Regions from separate parts of the Homo sapiens genome. Here region 2 is linked to region 1. The links are chromatin contacts, found by Hi-C or POLR2A ChIA-PET in ENCODE. All regions are on one chromosome and are shown on one strand. The core of a region is the stretch at or near the end of the contact, and the rest is flanking DNA. Distances in the headings are between cores, read along the strand shown. Region 1 holds the start of ONECUT2 (one cut homeobox 2). Region 2 holds the start of ATP8B1 (ATPase phospholipid transporting 8B1).

Evidence for each region. A loop is a pair of places that touch in the nucleus more often than their neighbours do. ChIA-PET counts read pairs that join two places held with the same protein, here RNA polymerase II (POLR2A). Pooled maps may share reads with other maps.
Region 2: a map of naive thymus-derived CD4-positive, alpha-beta T cell shows a loop between it and region 1 (5-fold over the local background). The contact joins the promoter of ATP8B1 here to the promoter of ONECUT2 in region 1. A Hi-C loop is called at or near these places in 1 of 168 maps with a recorded cell type or tissue (naive thymus-derived CD4-positive, alpha-beta T cell) and 7 of 50 pooled maps. POLR2A ChIA-PET finds 5 or more read pairs at or near these places in 1 of 52 experiments (HepG2).

The regions. Positions count from the first base shown.
Region 1 is chr18:57,434,045-57,436,747 of GRCh38, reverse strand. It overlaps ONECUT2 (one cut homeobox 2), which reads right to left and starts at 1,374. Exons shown (of 2, transcript NM_004852.3): 1 at 1-1,374. The coding sequence starts at 1,031. RefSeq lists a silencer at 1,445-1,494 and enhancers at 1,488-2,067, 2,068-2,648.
Region 2 is chr18:57,802,010-57,804,712 of GRCh38, reverse strand. ATP8B1 (ATPase phospholipid transporting 8B1) reads left to right here and starts at 1,398. Exons shown (of 28, transcript NM_001374385.1): 1 at 1,398-1,715. RefSeq lists an enhancer at 1,141-1,778.

The DNA of each region.
Region 1 (2,703 bases), core at 125-2,624:
GCTGTGATGCGCTGGGCCACCTCTTTGGTGTTGATTTCTTCCAGCTGGCCCGACGTGGCCACCTGCGAGCCCGATGAGGACGAGGGTGGCCGCTCGCGACTGGGTGCCAGCACCGGCCCGTGAGACTGAGTGTGGCCCGGGTGGTGCAGGCCGTTCAGGTGCGACATCATGGCCGCAGGTGGGGTGCCCAGGCCGCGGGACAGGTGTTGCTCACCGCGGGTCAGCATGGCAGTGTGGTGCGCGTCGAAGTTGGGGCTGAGCATTTTGTCGTGGCCCGGCGGACCGTAGTTGGGCAGACTCTGCTGCGCGTTGTGGAGGCCGCCTAGCCCGTTGCCCAGCGGCGTGGCGGCCAGCGGGGACAGGCTCTGGCTCATGCCGGGCATCTCCTTGTAGGGACTGTAGAGGTTGTTCATGGCCGGGAGCCCGCGCTCGTCGCGCATGAGGGTGAAGCTGCCGCTGACGTTGCCGGACAGGCGCTGGTGGTGGTGGTGGTGGTGGTGGTGCGGATGGTGGTGCGGGTGAGGGTGGTGGAACTTGTCAGACACGGTGGAGATGGGTGGCAGCGGCTGGAGCGGTGTCAGCGTGGTGTAGGTGTTGCTCATGCCCATGCCAGGCGGAGACGAGTCGCAGGACATGCTCATGGCGTGGTGCAGCGGGATGGAGAGCTCGGGCCGGTAGTCGCCGCCGTCCAGGATCGAGGCCATGCTGGTGACCATGGCCGAGCGCGACGCCGCCGCTGCCGCCGCTGCCGCCGTGCCCAGCTCCTGGTGCGCGGTTGGAGGCGGCGGAGGGCCCCGCAGCGAGCCAGCGGCGCCGCGGCCCGCGTGGTGGGGGCTGGGGCTGGCCAGCAGCTCCTGCTCATGGCCCGGGCCCCCGCCGCCGCCCCCGCCGCCCCCGCCGCCGCCCCCGCCACTGCCGCCGCCGGCCGGCCCGTGCAAAGTGCCCAGACTTTCCATTGTCAGCTCCGGGTTCATGGCGCAGCCTTCTAGGTCTTTGGTGAGGCATCGATAGGCGGTGTAGGCAGCCTTCATTCAGTCCATCAGGGCCCGGGGGCGGCGGGGGCGGCGGGGGCGGCCGGCGGGCGGGCAAGGCGCGCGTGGCGGGGCTCGGCTGCGGGAGTGGGGGCGGGCGCGGGAGTGAGTGGAGAGGAGTGCGCGTGCGGGTGTGCGCCCCGGGCTGCGGGCGGGCTCGCCCGGGGTGGGGGCGGGGTGGGGGCGGACGGGGCGTGCGTGCGGGAGAGGGGAGGGGACGGGGAGGGAGGGAGGGATCACCGGGCCCCGCCGCTCGGGCCGGCTCGCAGCCTCGCCATGTCCGAGCCCGCTCCGGCGCCGACGTCTTCTGTTTGGGTGAGCGGGAGCTGTCCAGAAGGGCTCTGCCGCTCGCCGGGGCAGCCAACCTACCCTCCCGGACCTGGGGCGGGGCCACGCCCGACGGGCGCCAAGCGCAACCACTCCGAGGCCGCAGCTGCCCCGGGAGGCGGGCCTTCCACGGGAAGCTACCAGTGGCTGTGGAGGGGGCGGGGCCGCACTTTTCAGGTTTGGCTGACGGCTCGGTGCCTTTTTTACCTCCTTTGCTACTGGAATCAAACGTCAAGGAGAGGGAGGGAGGAGAAGGTGGGGGGGTCGCTGGGGAGAGGGAGGCTGGAGTGCGAGCGAGCGAGAGAGATTCGGTGAAAGATGCCGTGCTGTGTCCCCCCTGAGCAGCTGCGATCTGGGGGAAGGGGCATTGCTTCAATCGCCTTCGCCTCACCCCAAAGCTTTCCTGGAGGCGAGTAAGCCGGGAGCAAAAGACTCCGCTATGTGCCAGTATAGACAAACACTCGTCACTAACAAGCCACTTACCGAGAGTCCCTAGCTGGGAGCCAATAGTTTAGCCTTTTAAAATGCAGGCGCTAATGTATTCTAATGCATGGTAAATTCCCGAGGCCGGGACATGCATAATCTACGCGGTCAGAGCAACTGTAGTGCCCTCGTCGCCAGCGAGCTGCGGCCGGCCGGCGGCCCACGGGCGGCGCGGGCAGCAGTAATGCATGCAAAGTTAACACAATAACATCATTTAATTACCCGGTGAGCCCATAAATCTCAGTTATGAGGCTTCCGAAGAGCCCTGCTAGATTGCAAAACAAAACTAGAATTCCGGGAGCTGCCGTTTCAAGGTGACCAAGTGCTTTCTGCATCAGCGACTTGGAAAGAAGTGGGGAGAGTGTAGAACCGGTGAGGTGGAGGTGAGGAGGGTCGCTGGTGTCCCAAGTGAGCAAACTTCTCCTGGGGGCAGAGAGTAAGCAAACCAGCTGAGACGGCAACCACGGACCTTTCTCCTAACACGAGACACACACACGCGCACACACACACACACACACACACACACACACTCCCGCTTCTCTCAAATCCCGGGAGAGAAACGGCGGTGGGCAGACGACAAGGAATCCTGGCTGACACCTGCATATTCAAACCTTGTTTCTGAAAAGACCAGCGCCCCGGCCAGCCTGAGAACGCTCACAAGCCAAGGCTTTAAAAACCGCACCTACGTCTTCCTAGAATTTCCGTTGTTTGGCAACCCCAGGTCTGGAGGTGGGAGTGGAACTGGGGGACAGAGAGTTGGAGATTTCTGCAGTCCGAGTCGGGGTGGAGGGGTAGTTGAAGACAGAGAGGCCAACACCCGGCATAAAGCCTTAAACGTAACAAGATTCTTCCAAAGCAGGTT
Region 2 (2,703 bases), core at 149-2,648, 370 kb before region 1:
CATCTTCAGTTTTATCCTCTCTAGACTATCTCCCTATTATTTTCCCTAAAACACAACCTTGATCATGCTCATGCTCGGTCCTAAATTGTCAACGGTTTGCAGGTGCTACCAAAAACAAGTCTAAATGTCTTAGATCAACCAGTGTCACCAACAGGCCCTATGTTCTCTTGCATCGGTACCTTTGTTCTGTCGTTAGCTTCAGAATATAAGTGCTGGAAGAGACCATCTGGTCCAATCTCATTTTACAAATGAGGAAACTGAGGCCTGGATAGATTGAGTGACTGACCAGCACCTAGTCAGAGATCAAGTTTGACTCATGAAAAAGAAGCCTAGAGCAGCCTCGGGGTTGGTATCAGACAAGATTCTACCAGTTGGCCACCCGTTGAATACCCTCTCTACACAACTCTGATCCTTAAAGCTGTGGATCTTTGAGTCCCATCAAGCACGGCCTCCTGTAGGAAGCCTCTGTGATGACCCAGTTGGGAGTCTGGACTCTTGGGCATAGATGTGAGCCTCTAGGTGACTGGGAATCGTGTGGGAGTCCTGGCTCCCCTACTGCATTTTAAGCAAACTCTGATCTTTGATTTTCCTCCATTCTTATCCCAACGACTCGGTCCATAGTCGGGGAGCGGCAAAAGTCTACTCAAGAAGGAGGGTAATGTCTATACTGCCAGGGAGGCACGATTCACCCGCTCAGACACCAGCCAGCAACGAGGCGCTGAGTCCAAAATTTCCACCTACACCGCGTGGTTCACGGGCCGCACCTTAACTCCTTTTGACTCCAAACCCAAAAAAACTCGATAGCGTTTGGACTCGGCAGAAAGCCTGCTGGCTGCAATCACAGGATACGTTTCTGGAAGTCTTGAGGCGCAGCCTCTTTCTTCACCCTCCACGCGGCGAACTTTGACGCGCATTCGGTGACCGGTCCCCAAACATGACTTGGCATCAAGAGGACACAGCTCCCCTTACCGAGGGAGCTCAGGTCCCGGGCGCGCCGCGGCCCCGCCAGCTTTCCAGGCTGGCTCAGTCCTCGACCCGGGGTGACGGCCAAGCCAGCCAAGGGCAGCGGGAAAGTGACGCTGGGCTGGAGAGGTGTGGTGGCGAGTGCGGCCCCCGGGGAGCTAAGAGCAGCCGCAGCAACTGGGTCTCAGGCTGGGCGAGGCAAGGGCTCGTAGGCTGGGCTCGGAAGACTGAAAGGGGTGCCCACCTGACTCCAGGACGCACGGAGGGCGTGGGGCAGGAGCTGGACCTGGGCCGCCTCGGGCCGCCCCGGGGCTTGCAGTCCAGCCCCTCTCCGCCCTAGGGAGGGAAAAAGGGAGGGGAGAAGGCCGAGCCCGCCTCCAGCCCCAGCCCCAGCCCCAGCGAGGCTCGGCGGCCGCGGCTGCTGGAGGGAAACCAGAGGCACCTCCCCGAGCGGAGAAACCAGTTTGGCCGGTCCGGCGGAGCGGAGGCAAAAGGGCGGCTGCAGAGGAAGGGTGCACGGACGCGGGGCGGGGAAAGGCGGGGGAGCCACTAGCGAGCCGCGAGAGCCGGAGGTGCCGCCGCCAACTAGACACGCTTCCCCGGGCCCCCGGCCAGCCCCCGTGCGCCATGCAGCGCTAGCGCGGCGGCCAGGGCTGGGGCCGGGCGGGCGGCGGCAGCGGCCAGGTGCGCAGCGAGCGCTCCGAGCGGCGCGCACCAGGCGGATGCCCCAGCCGGGGCCCAGCGAACGCCAGGTAAGCAGGGGTGCGGCGCCGGGGGCCCCCAGACCTTCCCAAGCCCCTTGGCCCGGCGGTGTCCTGCAGGTTCCCTGGCCGCTCCCGCCGCACTTTGGAGATCCGGGATGCGGCGGCAGCAGCTGTCAGCGCCCTCGGACTCCCGAGCCCGCACAGGTGGGATTTGGGTGGAGGTGCTGGGAGCCCCCGAGGCCTCGGGGACGGCGAGACACGGCCGGCTGGGCAGGCAGCGCTGCGGAGAGTTCCGTGGGGTTTTCACCTGCCTAGAGGAGGGAAATCTCGGGGTGTTTGGGTTCTTCGATCGGTAGCGACACACATGTCCGGGGGTTAAGCCAGGTAGGGCTTGCGGCTCCTTGGGGGATGCCGCTGGCTCCTGTGCGGTGGCTACCGCCCCTCTGGAAGACCCCGGTGACCGGGTCCTGCTGGGGCGCTCTTTGGGAGCAGATGCCAACGTGTCCGAAAAGGACTTGCGGGCCAAACGTATCTGACCGCGGCCCACCTGCCGGGAGGGATGGAGGGGGTGAGATCGCTCTCCTCCCCAGCTCCTGTGGCAGGGCCAGGTACTCCCAGACATCTTCCGTGCGCTTTATTGTGGGATGGGGAGGGGAGGTGATGGGGAAGACCGACACCACTGTTTTTCCGGTGACTGTCGGGTCGCGTCCGCCAGCCCCGCTGAGATGGCTGCAGGCATCTCCTTCCCTCAGCAGTTTGGTGCCCTGCGCTGTCACCTCGCTGTGTGCACGAGGAGGGGCAACTTGTTGGGGGGCGCGGGGAGATGTTGCAGAGAATGGCCCAGTGCTTTAACACCCCTCGCCCCCACTTCTCCAACTCCCTCCTTCTCCCCAAAGTGAAAGAAAAGTTCTGAAGTGTCTGCCCAACTTTTCCGACGGAGGCGTGTGCCTGTGGTCCCTGCCGGGGGTTGGTGGCTGGTTGCGGGGGGGGGCGGTGCTCGGAGCGCAGATCCGTGACGGTTGTACGGGGGAGACTG